2 separate regions of the Homo sapiens genome follow, and region 2 is linked to region 1. A link is a loop called in an ENCODE intact Hi-C map of the cell type or tissue named here. Cell type or tissue: OCI-LY7. All regions are shown on one strand.

The links. A loop is a pair of places that touch in the nucleus more often than their neighbours do. Peaks named below come from ENCODE experiments on the same cell type or tissue, not always from the same donor. Only the 100,000 strongest peaks of a DNase experiment are listed, where the experiment ranks them.
Region 2: a loop joins it to region 1, with 5 times the contacts of the local background. A loop is called at or near these places in 16 of 110 quality-filtered maps.

What each region holds. Positions count from the first base shown.
Region 1 is chr2:231,671,790-231,679,789 of GRCh38, forward strand. No RefSeq gene overlaps it. Among named protein-coding and RNA genes, the nearest start is that of PTMA, 33 kb to the right of the region's middle. RefSeq lists enhancers at 321-370, 347-1,459, 471-520, 1,021-1,070, 1,057-1,779 and 2 more. In OCI-LY7, CTCF peaks have their summits at 1,260 (motif pointing right), 3,220 (motif pointing left), 3,424, 6,031 (motif pointing right) and 2 weaker places; DNase peaks (open chromatin) are centred at 102, 902, 3,372, 6,022 and 6 weaker places; H3K4me3 peaks cover 4,551 bases; H3K27ac peaks cover 7,496 bases.
Region 2 is chr2:231,560,505-231,568,504 of GRCh38, forward strand. No RefSeq gene overlaps it. Among named protein-coding and RNA genes, the nearest start is that of TEX44, 28 kb to the right of the region's middle. In OCI-LY7, CTCF peaks have their summits at 3,037 and 3,242; a DNase peak (open chromatin) is centred at 3,067.

The DNA of each region.
Region 1 (8,000 bases):
ATTTTTCTGCCTGTGAGAGCGTGAGCCACCTGAGCCGGCTGAGCTGAGTGGGCAGGACCAGAGGTCAGGACCAGAGCCTGGGTGCAAAATGCAAACATGGCCCCGTATGCAAATCACTCAGTTGTTTGTTCCTTCTCTCCTGACAAGGGCCAGCCACACCCAGATGCCGAAAAGAGCGCGCATGGCCTGGTCCCTGGGTGTCCTCAAGAGAGGAGTGGGCTGGGCACCTGATGGAGCACAGCAGCGCTAACCTCTGGGGCAGGACCCAGCTGAGCAGACGGCCCTTTCTCTTCGGAGCCGCGAGCCCTCGGTCTCCGCCCGAGGGAATTCATAGCATTCTGCCTTTCCTGAAATCACTCCTGTCCCAAGTGGAGTCATCCCACAGACCATCAGTGATGTCTGTTTCCCCAGGCTCAGGGCAGACTTTCAGTCTGGGGCTGAGGTGGCCCTGTGTGTCTAGGGGCTGATGTGGGCAGACCTTTGAGGAGCTGGCTGGGAACCCCTCCCCCGCCTTCATAACAGGGACCACTGCAGGGTGGTAAGCCAGGCCCACATAGCTCTTTTTTTTTGCCCAGCTAATTTTTTGTATTTTTAGTAGAGACGGGGTTTAATCATGTTGGCCAGGATGGTCTTGAACTCCTGACCTCAGGTGATCCACCCACCTAGGCCCCCTAAAGTGCAGGGATTACAGCCATGAGCCACTGCACCCGGCCATCCACATAGCTCTTTCTTGCCTGAAAGATCCTGGGCCAGGAGGGAACTAAGCTTGGGACCCTGCCTCAAAGGATGCTGGGCAGGGTGACGCCAGCACTGGGTGGGTAGCAGTCCCCTGAGGCTGCGGGTGGCAGACAGCTGGGCCACGGGGACCCTGGGGAGTCCCAGATGTTGTCTCTTTCAGCTCACTGCTTCTCCGAATGTGACGGGGAGACTGGGGAGGCCACAAGGAGGAGACGAGGGGCCCCCACGGGGGTTTACTGAGGAGCACACAGTGCGGGCAGTGGGCCATCTGTCCCAGGGCTGGGCCAGGGAGGGGCTTCCCAGTATCAGCAGGCAGGGCCGCCCTCAGGCCCAGCTCCCCCAGGAGTGCATGGCAGGGGCACCTGGCTCAGGGCTGAATGGAATGAGATGGGTCCAGAGCACCCCCTGCACACAGTGAGGCTCAGGTGAACCTGGGAATGTTCAGGGAGAGGCACAGGAGAAACAGGAGGCCTGAAAGGGAGGGGCCTGGCCTGAGGGCAGATCTGGAGGGAGGGCCCACCCGCAAGCTGCTTCCCTCCGGCCTGCTGGAGGCGCCAAAATCACCCTAGCCCGGGCCCCACCCGACAGTCTGAAAGCCCTTTCTCTTTCCATACTGGGGGAGGTCTGAAAGCCCTGGGCAGGGACCGACGTTCTGATTTCACGGCAGACCTTGTTTTCCACCAAATCAGTGAGCCCTGGTTCTGGAGGGTCCTTGAAATCTCCCCTAAGAGCTTGGTCAGAGCCTCGGAGGAAGGAGGCGTTTGGGGGAGGAGACTCAGATCTGGGAGGCCGGGTCTAGAAGGTCCGGCCCATCCTTGGGACCCCAGAACCTGGTCCCTGAAAGGCATGGCCCCTCCTGAGGCACTGACTCTGGGGACTGAAGCCCCCACAGAGCTCTCACTTCCAAGGCCCCCCAACCCTGGGCCACTGGGGAATCCCTGCTCCCTCCCCTTCCCCACCCATCCTCTTAGGCTCCTTCTCCTCCCATCCCCCAGGGAAAAGAGGGCCCGCCCCCCACGCCAGGGCATCCCACTTCCTGCCTCTCACCGGCAAACAGCTCCCAATCCCAGTCCTCAGTGAGGAAACGGAGGTGTGTCTGACCCCTCCCAGCCAGGCTCCACCACAGTGCTGGCCCTTGACTGTATTTGTCCGTCCTGTTGGCTTCCTCCAGGTCGGTCTTGTGTTCACACAGGGTACTCTAGCCCACCTCCCTCCTGCTTCCCTGACTTCACAGCCTCCATATATATATATATATATTTTTTCCTTCTCCTTCCAGATGGAGTTTTGCTCTGTTGCCTAGGCTGGAGTGCGGTGGCAAGATCTCGGCTCACTGCAACCTCCTCTTCCTGGATTGAAGCGATTCTCCTGCCTCAGCCTCCAAGTAGCTGGGATTACAGGCGCCCACCACCACACCCAGCTAATTTTTTGATATTTTTAGTAGAGATGGGTTTCCCGAGTTTCACTGTGTTGGCCAGGCTGGTCCCAAACTCCTGACCTCAAGTGATCCGCCCGCCTCGGCCTCCCAAAGTGCTGGGATTACAGGCGTGAGCCACCAAGCACGGCCCCGCAGCCTCCTTCTTGAAAGAGATGTCCACACCCCATCTGCCCCTCCTTCTCCCTTCCTCATTCCTCAGCAGCTGGCCTCCTGCGGCTGCTCCCAGGATCTTCTGCAGAGTCTGGTCCAGCCAACCCCACCTACCTGGCTCCACATCCACGTCTTTTGAGCCCTCCTCTTCTCCGCCCCATGGGTGCCCGTTTCTCCAGGCCTGCCTCTCTGCCCTCCTGTCCTCACCACAGGCCCTTCTTTCTGCCTGGGCCTTCTTTCTGCCTTCCCTCTGAGAGTGGAAGTGGGGAGGCTGGGAACAAAGGCTGGCATAGGGCACCCTGGGTGCAAAGAGGCCTCACTGTGTACCAGCTGGATGGCCTTGGTTTCCTCAGGCATAAAGTGAGGTTGGTAACGTGGAATTGGCCTCTGGGTCCTGTGAGGACTTAGAGGCACACATCCAGGCAGCTGCTGCACACCCAGGGGGCTGAGATTTGCCCAATGGACTCTGGCACCAGTGCTTTCAGCCACAGTGAGAGGTTTGCAGAGGGCTTCATAAGTCCTCAGGCATTTGGGCTGATCTGGGAGTCCCAGTGACCCAAGCAGCCACACACATTCCCACACAGCTCAGCGCATTACTCTTCCAAGCAAGGGGCAGGCGCGTTTTGAGGGCCTCGACCATTTGTACGGAACACCGTGTTCTGTCTGCTGCCACTGGTCTCAAGGAGGACGAATCCCCTCGACCTTACCCCACCCTGGGCATCTCCACCCAGAGCCCTGGGACGTGAGGGCTGGGGGCTGGCAGCAGATGGGTTAACTCCTGGCCTGGCTCCAGAAGGATGCCCCGTCAGCCTGCAAACCCCTCTGGACTCCTGGCACCCCTCCCCTCCCACACGGCCCCTCTACCCTCCGACTGAAGGGCACAGGGGCTCCCCCAGGTGGCCAAATGCACGAAGGCCAGAAACGGGGGAGTCCGGCAAAGACTCACTGCAAACAGCTCGCCCCTTCCGCCCCATAAATACAGCTCCCTGGTCGGACCAGGTGTTCTGACTTGGGATTTGGAAAATCAGGCCACCTGTATGTGGATTTGCGTCTGTAGGAAGCCAGCGGCTTTGCAGCCCAGGTGTTGTAAAGTATTCTTAGCAGGCTGTGGGGGAACTGCTTGCAGCCATTCTAAAGCTGTGGCAGGGTTTAGAATGACACACTCTGCCATGTGTCATGGGTCACAGGACACAGAGATATGGGGACAGGAAACAGCCCAGAGGCCCAGCTCGAAGCCAGAAATGCACCAGTAACCACTATCATGTATAACATGCCTCTGTGTGCCTGTCACCATGCTCAAGGCTTTCCATCCCTCGTCTCATTTACTTCTCACAACAGCCTAGGAGTTAGGCACTCTGATTCTCCCCATTTAGCAGATGAGGAAACTGAGGCTGAAGTTAAATCCTTTGTCTAGAATCACACAGCTAGACAAAGCCTGAACTTGAACTCAAATATGTCTGCCTCCCAGCTCTTTGCTCTTTTTTTTTTTTTTGAGATGGAGTCTCGCTGTGTCGCCCAGGCTGGAGTGCAGTGGCGCAATCTTGGCTCACTGCAAGCTCCGCCTCCCCGGTTCACGCCATTCTCCTGCCACAGCCTCCCGAGTAGCTGGGACTACAGGCACCCGCCACCGTGCCTGGCTAATTTTTTTGTTATTTTTAGTAGAGACGGGGTTTCACTGTGTTAGCCACGATGGTCTCGATCTCCTGACCTCGTGATCTGCCCGCCTCGGCCTCCCAAAGTGCTGGGATTACAGGCGTGAGCCACCATGTCCGGCCTTTAGCTCTTTGCTCTTATGCAAGCCTGCCTGTGCACAGGAAGATGACTTGGCCAAGTAACTAGAGAGCCACGAGTATACTCGTGAGATGCTCATCAACGAGGATGTGCAACGCCTTCTTACCCCAGAAGCATGCACAGCAGGCGCTCCGCAATTGCAGCTGGAACACAGGGAATGCATACACATGAGAAACAGGAAGGCAGGACCCAGCTTCCCCCAAAAACAGCACACACAGGCACCCAGGGGCCCTGATACCTGCCAACAGCAAGATGTGTACAAGACTCAGGGCTTGGGTACTGGTCCTTCTAGACCACAGGCACCTAGACACCATTGAGTGAACCAAGATCCAGAAAGTTCCAGTGACAGGTTGTGGCCCACTCTCGGCTTACTGGCAGGCTGAGCTCCAGCATTCTCAGACCCAGACAGGTTCCTGGTGACAGCCATGCACAAGCAGGGAACACATCCATGAATGTGGGTTCAATCACACACGGCTCCACCCACATATACATCTTCCAAAGACAAAACCTGCTGCCACCATCTGTGCAGACACAGTTGAACACCTGGCCTCTTGGTCACACAGTTCAGCTCACAATGACAAGCACACACACGACACACACAGAGAGACACAGACACACGCACACACAATACAGACAAACACACGCACATGAAAGGGGGTCTCAGAGAGAAGGGGAAGAAAGGAGGAGCTGGCTCAGGAGCTGAAAATCCCTGCAGTCCCACAGACACGCAGGGCCTAAGCCCTGGGATCCGGCCCCTGGGCTGCAGACTCTGTCCTCAGGTGGCTGCCACCCACCTTCTGGGGCCCCGCCTGCCTTCTGTCTTCTGTCCTTCCATTTTATTTATTTATTTATTTATATATATATATATATATATATTTTTTTTTTTTGAGACAGAGTCTTGCTCTGTCACCCAGGCTGGAGTGCAATGGTGAGATCTCGGCTCACTGCAACCTCCACCTCCCGAGTTCAAGCAATCCTCCTGCCTCAGCTCCCTAAGTAGCTGGGACTACAGGCACGTGCCACCGCACCTGGCTACTTTTTTTTTGTATTTTGAGTAGAGACAGGGTTTCACCATGTTGGCCAGGCTGGTCTCGAACTCCAGACCTCAGATGATCTGCCCCCTTTGGCTTCCCGAGGTGCTGGGATTACAGGCGTGAGCCACTGTGCCCAGCCTGCCCTCCCATTTTAGTTAGTTAGTTATTATTATTATTATTATTATTATTTATTGTATTTTATTTTTTTTGAGATGGAGTCTTGCTCTGTCGCCCAGGCTGGAGTGCAGGGCATGATCTCAGCTCACTGCAAACTCCGTCTCCCGGGTTCATGACATTCTCCTGTCTCAGCCTCCTGAGTAGCTGGGACTACAGGCACCCGCCACCACGTCCGGCTAATTTTTTGTATTTTTAGTAGAGATGGGGTTTCACCGTGTTAGCCAGGATGGTCTCGATCTTCTGACCTCGTGCGTGATCTGCCCGCCTCGGCCTCCCAAAGTGCTGGGATTACAGGCATGAGCCACCACGCCTGGCCAATATTATTATTTTTGAGACAAGCTCTCTGTCACCCAGGCTGGAGTGCAGTGGCGCCGTCACAGCTCATGGCTCGCTGCAGCCTCAGCTTCCTAGGCTCCAGCGATCCTCTCACCTCAGCCTCCCAATTAGTTGGGACTGCGGGAGTCAGCCACCACACCTGGCCACCTGACTAATTAAAACTTTTTTTTTTTTTTTGCAGAAATTGCGGGGGGAGGGGTCTCACTATGTTCCCTAGGCTGCTCTTGAACTCCTGGGCTCAAGCGATCCCCCTGCCTCAGCCTCCCAAAGCAAAGCACTGGGATGACAGGCATGAGCTACCTTGTCTGGCCACCTTCCTGTTTTAAACGCTGAGCCGAGGCCTGAAATGCCCCTGATGACCACCAGAGGGCGGATGAGCATCAAATAATCCCTTCAGCCAGCCTCCTTCCAAAACCCTCCTCATTCATTCATTCTGAAACATGTATTAAGCACCCGTTTGTGCCAGGTCCTGGGACACAGAGAAGAAAGGTGGGGGAAAGTAGGGGAAAGGCGATTAAGGCAAGGGAAGAGGTGTGTGCCTAAAGTCCGGTGGGAATGGAGGTTAGATTTTGGGGAAAGGTGTTGGTAGGAGGGGCTGGGTAAAAAAAAAAAAAACCCAGCTAGACTGTACTGAGTATCAGCAGTGTTCCAAGCTGTTCCAGAGTTTTTTTGTTTTGTTTTGTTTTGTTTTTTCTTTTTCGAGACGGAGTTTCGCTCTTGTTGCCCAGGCTGGAGTGCAATGGGGCAATCTCGGCTCACCGCAACCTCTGCCTCCTGGGTTCAAGCAATTCTCCTGCCTCAGCCTCCTGAGTGGCTGAGATTACAGGCATGCACCACTATGCCTGGCTAATTTTGTATTTTTAGTAGAGATGGGGTTTCACTGTGTTGGTCAGGCTGGTCTTGAACTCCTGAGCTCAGGTGATCTGCCCGCCTCGGCCTCCCAAAGTGCTGGGATTACAGGTGTGAGCCACCGAGCCCGGCCCAGAGTTGGTTGTTTTTTTTTTTTTTTTAGATGGAGTCTTGCTCTGTTGCCCAGGCTGGAGTGCAGTGGTGCCATCTTGGCTCACTGCAACCTCCACCTCCTGGGTTCAAGCGATTCTCCTGCCTCAGCCTCCCGAGTAGCCGGGATTACAGGCGCCCACCACCACACCCGGCTAATTTTTGTATTTTTAGTAGAGACGGGGTTTCACCATCTTAGCCAGGCTGGTCTTGAACTCCTGAACTTGTGACCTACCTCGGCCTCCCACAGTGCTGGGATTACAGGCGTGATCCACTGCGTCTGGCCCAGAGTTTTTTGTTTTTTGTTTTGTGACATGCATTAATTCATTTACTCCATGAGTGTATGAACTAGATATCCAGTATAACTTCCATTATTCTACTTATTATTGGTACAGTAAGGGAGACATAATGAGAGTTACTACTCCACCAGGCTGTTGTAGGGATTGAACTGCTCAGCAGGAGTATGTGTAAAGCACTCAGAAAACTGCCCTGTTGTTATCGTCATTCTCATTTTACAGATGGGGAAACTGAGGCATAGTTAGCAAGGAGTAGGGGTCAATCATGAGCAGGCTGGTTCCAGTGCATGAGTGGAGGAGGCCAAGGCAGTGGCTGGGGAGCAGAACAGGAGAGGTAGGGGCGTGTGGGGCATCTGAGTGGAGGAGAAGCATGGGGGCCCAGGCCTACCCTCTGGCCTTGACCTGGGAGAGGGCCTCCATATCCCCAGGGATGAAGATAAAGGACAAACAGCCCCCAGATCCCTCTGCCTCATCTTTCTTGGAGAGCTTGGGGAGGTGTGAGGGCCAGGTCCCTAAACTCTGGCTCCCTTCTGTTTGGGGCTCATGGGGCTCGGGGCTCATGGGGCTCAGGGCTCCACAGCGATGGGCCTCTGGACTGGTCTCTCCCATCCGGCCTGGCACCCTAGCCCTGGCCCATGCGTTGGGGACAAGGGGCCTACCCACTCTGTGGCTGCCAGTCCCCCAGCATCTGGGCAGAGTGATAACACCCTTCCACCTCCCTACACATGTTGAGGCTTTACTCCCACAAAGCCCTCTTCTCATTTTTATTTATTTATTTTTTTTGAGATGGAGTCTCGCTCTGTCGCCCAGGCTGGAGCACGGTGGCACGATCTCAGCTCACTGCAACCTCCATCTCCCAGGTTTAAGCAATTCTCCTGCCTCAGCCTCCTGAGTAGCTGGGGCTACAGGTGCCTGCCACCACGCCCGGCTACTTTTTTTGTATTTTTAGTAGAGACGCGGTTTCACCGTGTTAGCCAGGATGGTCTCGATCTCCTGCCCTTGTGACCCGCCCGCCTCGGCCTCCCAAAGTGCTGGGATTACAGG
Region 2 (8,000 bases), 110 kb before region 1:
CGGATCACCTGAGGTCAGGAGTTCGAGACCAGCCTGGCCAACATGGTGAAACACCGTCTCAAGTGAAATACAAAAATTAGCCGGGCATGGTGGCACACATCTGTAATCCCAGCTACTTGGGAGGCTGAGGTAGGAGAATTGCTTGAACCTGGAAGGCGGAGTTTGCAGTGAGCCGAGTTCATGCCTCTGCACTCCAGCCTGAGTGACAGAGCGAGACTCCATCTCCAAAAAATAAAAAAATAAATAAATAAATAAATAAAATAAAAATACAAAAATGAGCCGGGTGTGGCAGCGGGCACCTGTAATCCCAGCTACTTGGGAGGCTGAGGCAGGAGGATCACTTGAACCCAGGAGGCAGAGGTTCCAGTGAGGCGAAATCACGCCACTGCACTCCAGCCTGGGTGACAGAGTGAGACTCTGTCTTGAAAAAATAAATAAAATTTAAAAAATGAAAAACAGGCAAGAAATAAGCCTTTATCATTGTGAGCCACTGAGATGTTGGGATGGTTTGTTATCACAGCTTAACCCTGTGAAAACTGACTAAAAAACATCCTATGATAAATTGGTTAAATAAAGTATGATGTGCCTATATGATGAGAATGTAGCTAGTAATTTTTTTTATTTTTTTATTTTTATTTTTATTTTTTATATTTTAATTTTATTTTTATTTTTTGAGATGGGGTCTCTTTCTGTTGCCCAGGCTGGAGTGCAGTGGTGCCATCTCAGTTCGCTGAAACTTCCACCTCCCGGGTTCCAGGGATTCTCCTGCCTCAGCCTCTTGAGTAGCTGGGATTACAGGCGCGAGCCACCACACCCGGCTAATTTTTTGTGTTTTTAGTAGAGACGGGGTTTCACCATGTTAGCCAGGATGGTCTCAATCTCCTAACCTCGTGATCTACCCACCTCGGCCTCCCAAAGTGCTGGGATTACATATTTTTATTTTTTTGAGACAGAGTCTTGCTCTTGTTGCCCAGGCTGGAGTGCAATGGCGCGATCTTGAGTCACTACAACCTCCGCCTCCTGGGTTCAAGCGATTCTCCTGCCTTAGCCTCCCGAGTAGCCGGGATTACAGGCACCCACCACCACGCCCGGCTAATTTTTGTATTTTCAGTAGAGACAGGGTTTCACCATGTTGGCCAGGCTGGTCTCGAACTCTTGACCTCAGGTGATTCACCTGCCTTGGCCTCCCAAAGTGTTGAGATTACGGGCATGATCCACTGTGCCCAGCCTGCAGCTATTAAAGTTATATCTTAAACTGTATTAAATTTATATTTAAGTTTATACAGCTATTAAAATTGTTTAAAGATAAAAATTGCTCAAAATATCATTTTCATAAGTGAACAAAAGCAAAGTTTAAAAGTGAAAGTACATCAGGATCTCAATATTGTAAATGCAAATATGACTTGTATATATATTGGCTGAAGTATGGTCATTTGAATGGTTACTTTTGGCTTTTTTTTTTTTTTTTTAGATGGAGTCTCACTCTGCTGCCCATTTCTCCTGCCTCAGCCTCCTGAGTGGCTGAGATTACAGGCACACACCACCACACTCAGTTAATTTTTGTATTTTTAGTAGCGATGGGGTTTCACCATGTTGGCCAGGCTGGTCTCGAACTCCTGACCTCAGATGATCCGCCCAACTCAGCCTGCAAAATTGCTGGGATTACAGGCGTGAGCCACCATGCCCGGCACTTGGGCACTTTTTAAAAAATAAAATGCAGAAAGCCCAGAATTGAGTGGCGATTTTCTCTAGAAAAAGGGATTGAGGGAAAAGCATGCCCACATGTTAACAGTGGTTCTCTCAAGGGGGTAGAATTGGGGAGGGTGGCTATTCCCCTTTATGCTCATCTACACGTTCCAGCTTATCTATAATGCCATGTAATACTTTCATATTTTGGAAAAATCATTATACTGCATGGGGATATTGAGAAGAATCACTGGCCAATGGCAGTGTGATGTAGGGAGGCAGGGCTACTGTGGGGAAGACAGTAGGGCCCAAGTCCCAGAAGCCCATGGTGGGATGGGGAGGTGGGAGTAGAGAGGGGCTCTTCTGGCCTCCTCCGACCCAGACCCTCCAGGCATAGACCTAAGCCTACAGCTTTGAAGGTCCTGTGAAAATGTGTGTGACTTTTAAAAAATTAATTGACTCTTGGCCGGGTGCAGTGGCTCACACCTGTAATCCCAGCACTTTGGGAGGCCGAGGCAGGTGGATCACCTGAGGTCAGGAGTTCAAGGCCAGCCTGGCCAACATGGTGAAACCCCATCTCTACTAAAAATACAAAAATTAGCAGGATGTGGTGGCATGTGCTTGTAATCTCAGCTGCTCGGGAGGCTGAGGCGGGAGAATCACTGAACCCAGGAGGTGGAGGTTGCAATGAGCTGATATCGAACCACTGCACTCCAGCCTGGGCAACAAGAGTGAATCTCCATATAAAAAAAAATTAATTGACTCCAAATATAAAAATTAAAATGCCATTTCAAAGTTAATAGATGTTTAAGTGTCTAGGAATTGTAACCTTATGTCAAAAGTCAAATACAGTGGCTGCTTAATGGGTATGGGTTGCCATCCGGTGATGAAAAAGCTCTGGGACTAAGTAGTGGTGATGGTCGCACAATATTGTGAATGGTCTTAATACCACTGAATTCTGCACTTTAAAATGGTACGTTTTATGTGTATTTGACCACCAAAACAAAACAAAAACAAAAAGTTCAATTTCAGTGCAATTCAACTGTTATATAATTACTGCAGATGGAACTCACACTTAGTGGGGGGTTTGGATGACCTTCTGTGTATTGAATACAATGCTAACCGGACCCCAAAATTAAATTGCTCTGGAAGAGGCAGTGGTTGCTAATGATTCCTGATCTCCTGTCACCGGACACCTTGTGGCATGACAGTGAATGGGCAGCTTTTGGGGTAAGGGTGGGAGTGAGGTACAGAGCACAGACCTCCTATTCACCTTGCCACTTGGGGTCTGGGGTTCAGACTCAAGTCTGAGGGATCAGCCATCCCATAGAATCACAGGCTGCGCTCTCCTGAGATGCCATCGAACCAGCACTTGGAGGCAGCAGAGAGCTGGATCTGGCTGGGGAGGACATCTGGGTTTCTCCCCATATCCAGGGCTCCTCCCACCCACCCCCACTCTCTTGCCCCTGCCCAACCCTACCAAGACAGTCTTATCAGTTTGGTTTTCAGAAGATGATGCCATTTCTTTCAGGAAAATTTTTTGCAAGTAAAACCTGAGTGTTCCACCAGCTCCTTCCAGTGGGATATTCAAGAGTATTCAAGCAAGACCAGTTTTTACATGTTAAACACATTCCATAATTTAAAACATGTTTTGAATTTCCTCTGAGACAATCCATATGGGTAATTTCAGGAGTTGGCCTAATAAAGCTCACATCCTATTTTTGTGGGGTATTAATTTTAAGACTTTTCACCTGATACTCATTATGCTGATGTCTTTAAAATGCTAGGAAACTTTAATAGCAAGACTGGTGGCAACGACGAATGTTTCTTTCTTTTTTTTTTGGAGACGTAGTTTTGCTCGTTTCCTAGGCTGGAGGGCAATGACACGATCTTGGCTCACTGCAACCTTCGCCTCCCCGGTTCAAGAGATTCTCCTGCCTCAGCCTCCCGAGTAGCTGGGACTACAAGTGCATGCTACCACACCCAGCTAATTTTTGTATTTTCAGTAGAGATGGGGTTTCACCACGTTGTCCAGGCTGGTCTCGAACTCCCGATGTCGGGTGATCTGCCTGCCTCAGCCTCCCAAAGTGCTGGGATTATAGGTGTGAGCCACCACGCCCATCCAAGAATGTTTCTTTATAATACTGAAAAGGTTAACTTGGTGCAGATGGGAGCAGCCAGAGAAAACCATTCATAGAAAGCAGTGATAGTCGGCTGGGTGCGGTGGCTCACACCTGTAATCCCAGCACTTTGGGAGGCCCAGGTGGGAGGATCACCTGAGGTCAGAAGTTCGAAAGCAGCCTGGCCAACATGGCGAAATCCCATCTGTACTAAAAATACAAAAATTAGCCAGGCATGGCAGCAGGTGCCTGTAATCCCAGCTACTCAGGGAGGCTGAGGCACGAGAATCACTTGAACCTGGGAGACGGAGGTTGCAGTGAGCCAAGATCGTACCACTGCACTCCAGCCTGGGTGATAGAGCAAGACTCCATCTCAAAAGAAAAAAAAGAAAGCAATGATAGTCACAGGTCTCTTCTAAGATGCTTGGTATCAGTTGGCCCTTACTATGTAACAAACCACCTCACAACTGAGTAACTTAAAGCAACGGCTGGGCTGTGGCTCACGCCTGTAATCCCTGCATTTTGGGAGTCCAAGGCCGGCAGATCACTTGAGGTCAGGAGTTCAAGACCAGCCTGGCCAACAGGGTGAAAACTGTCTCCACTAAAAATACAAAAATTAGACAATTAGACAAGTGTGGTGGTGGGTGCCTGTAATCCAAGCTACTGGGGAGGCTGAGGCAGGAGAATCGCTTGAACCCAGGAAGCAGAGGTTGCAGTGAGCTGAGGTTGTACCACTGCACTCCAGCCTGGGTGATAGAGTGAGACTCTGTCTCAAAAAAAAAGCAACTACTATTATTATTATTATTGTTATTATTATTATTATATTTGGGTTGGGCTCAGCTGAGTGTTTCTGATGCAGGATAGGCAAGCCCCAAAATTGGGGCTTAGGGCCAGGCATGGTGGCTCATGCCTGTGATCCCAGCACTTTGGGAGGCCGAGGCGGGCGGATCACGAGGTCAGGAGATCGAGACCATCCTGTCTAACACGGTGAAACCCCATCTCTACTAAAAATACAAAAAATTAGCCAGGCATGGTGGCAGGCACCTGTAGTCCCAGCTACTTGGGAGGCTGAGGCAGGAGAATGGCGTAAACCCAGGAGGCAGAGCTTGCAGTGAGCCAAGATGGCGCCACTGCACTCCAGCCTGGGTGACAGAGCAAGACTCTGTCTCAAAAAAAAAAAAAAAAAAAAAAAAACTGGGGCTTAGCCTGAGAGGGTTCTTGGCTTTGCCCAGGAAACAATTCAAAGGTAAGCCAGTGGTGTTAAACAGCAACTTCTATTGACACAGCCGTGCACAGCAGCAGCAGAGGTACTGCTCCTAGTGGAGTGGGGCTGCCCCATAGACAGGGTGCCCAGAATAACAGCTCAGAGGCTGTTCTGCACTCATATTTATACCCACTTTTAATTACATGCAAATTAAAAAACAGTTGGCTGGGCATGGTGGCTCACGCCTGTAATCCCAGCACTTTGGGAGGCCGAGGTGGGCAGATCACGAGGTCAAGAGATCAACATCATCCTGTCCAACATGGTGAAACCCCATCTCTACTAAAAATACAAAAATTAGCTGGGCATGGTGGTGTGCGCCTGTAGTCCTAGCTACTTGGGAGGCTGAGGTGGGAGAATCACTTGAACCCAGGAGGCAGAGGTTGCAATGAGCCAAGATTACACCACTGCACTCCAGCCTGGCGACAGAGCAAGATTGCATCTCAAAACAAACAAACAAACAAAGTTTATGCAGAAATTTCTAGGATGAGGGTGGTAACTTCTGGGTTGTTGGCTTGTTGCCATGGAAAGGGATGGTAAATTCCAGATGTTGCCATGGCAATGGTAAACTAACATGGGCACGCTGGTGGGAGGGTCTTATGGAAAGCTGCTTCTGCCCCCAACCTGTTTTAGCTAGTCCTCAATTTGGTCAGGTGTTTGAGCCCTGCTTCCAGAGTCAACTCCTACCTCCTCCTCAGTTTTTCTGCTGGTCTCACCTGGTTCACTATGTGGCCATAGCTGGCAGGTGGGCTGCAGCTGGTTGGTCTGGGTCCCAGATGGCCTCACTCACATGTCTGCATTTGGCTGGGATGGTGGGGGCAACCAGAGCCAGGTTAATCTCCTCATCAAGCAGACCAGACTTCACACGGCAGCTGGGCTCCAAAAGAAGAAAGAGAGGCCAAGCCCCAGCACACAAATGCTTTTCCTATTATTTTTATTCTCAGACCTCTCAGGGATGAACACAAATGCTTTCTATGCCTCTGCTTGTGTCATGCTCCTTACTGTCCCCTTGACAAAAGCAACTCATAAGGCCAAGCCCTGATTCAGGTAGTGGAGAAAATAGACTCTATCTTTTGAAAAAGGAGCTGCAAAATGTCGTGGACTATAAAAAAGTATCTGGCCGGGTTGCTGCAGCTCACCCTTATAATCCCAGCAAGTTGGGAGGCCAAGACGGGAGGATCACTTGAGCTTGGAGTCTGAGACCAGCCTGGGCAACATAGTGAGACCTGATCTCTACAGAAAAATTTAAAAATTAGCCAGGTACTGTGGCTCATGACTGTAGTCCCAGCTACTTGGGAGGCTGAGGGGGGAGGATCACTTGAGCCTGGGAGGTGGAGTTTGCAGTGAGACAAGATGGTGCCACTGCATTCCAGCCTGGGCAACAGAGCAAGACCCTGTCTCAAAAAAAATAGATGATAAAAGTATGTCTTCCACATGCTGTCTCCTCTGTTTCTACCACCAAGGATATCCTTACAAATAGGCAGGAATGGATGGCAGGCACTTGCCAACTAACAGTAATCCCATACTCCTGGGATAGAGTTCAAGGTGATTAAATGTGCATTTTCCCAGATGTATCTGGGGACACCAGTCCCATGAAGTAAGATGCTATGGGCTACAATTTGTCCCCACCTCCAAATTTATATATTGAAGCCTTAACCCTCAATGCGACTGTATTTAGAGATAGGACCTTTAAGGAGGTAATTAAGGTTAAATGAAGTCATAAGGGTGAGACCTTAATTCAGTAGGACTGGTGTCCTCATAAGAAGAGACATCAGGAGTGCACGTGCTCAGAAAAAAAGGCCACATGTGAGGCCACAGGGAGAAGGAAGTCGTCTGCAAGCCAGGAGAGGCCTCACCAGAACCAACCCTGCTGGCACCTTGATCTTGGACTTCCAGCTTCCAGAACTGTGAGAATATAAATTTGTGTTGTTTAAGCCACCCTGTCTGTGGTTTTTGTTATGGTAGCCCAAGCTGAATAATACATAAGGGTTCCCGGGTTAAATAAGTCTGGGAAAAGCTGTGTGCAGTACTGGCCTTCCCCCACTCCCCTGGTGATTCACAAAGCTCTTTAGCCTCTTAAAGGCTCAGAGAAGTTCCTCAGCAAAGAAATTTCTAGTTTCACACAGTGTTTCTCAAATGTATTTGAACATTAGATCTTTTCTCTCTTTTTTTTTTTTTTTTTTGAGATGGAGTCTCGCTCTGTTGCCCAGGCTGGAGTGCAGTGGCGTGATCTCGGCTCACTGCAAGCTCCACCTCCCGGGTTCGCGCCATTCTCCTGCCTCAGCCTCCAGAGTAGCTGGGACTACAAGCACGGCGCTCACTACCATACCCAGCTAATTTTTTAATTTTTTGTAGGAACGGGGTCTCACTTTGTTGCCCAGGCTGATCTTGAACTCCTGGACTCAAGTGATCCACCCGCCTCACCCTCCCAAAGTGCTGGGATTACAGGCGCAAGCCACCGTGCCCAGCCTGGATCTCATTCTCAATCCCCTTTCTCTCATCAGGAGTCCAGTCATTGGGTTTAGGGCCCACCCTAAATCCAAGATGATGTCATCTCAAGATCCTTAACTTATTACATCTGCAAAGACCCCTATTCCAAATAAGGTCACATTCACAGGGTCCAGGCACACATGTCTATTGAGGGGCACAGTTCAATCCACTGCAGAAGCTAAAGAACAACCAAGGTAGCCGCTGAGTGTGGACACAGCGCTGGGGGTGAGGGCCCCGCCCCCAGGCTGGTGTCTGCAAGCTGAGGGTCCATCCCCTCCAGGGGACTTGCTGGGGAGAACACCCTCTCCGCCTAACAGTGCTGGCTGCCAAGTCCTCATTTCCTAAACTCTGCTGACCAGCCCCCACCAACACCTTTCGGTTTGCACCAGGTGGGGCCTATTGCTCTATTCCTTCTAAATGTGACTTGACTTCCTGACCCTGCC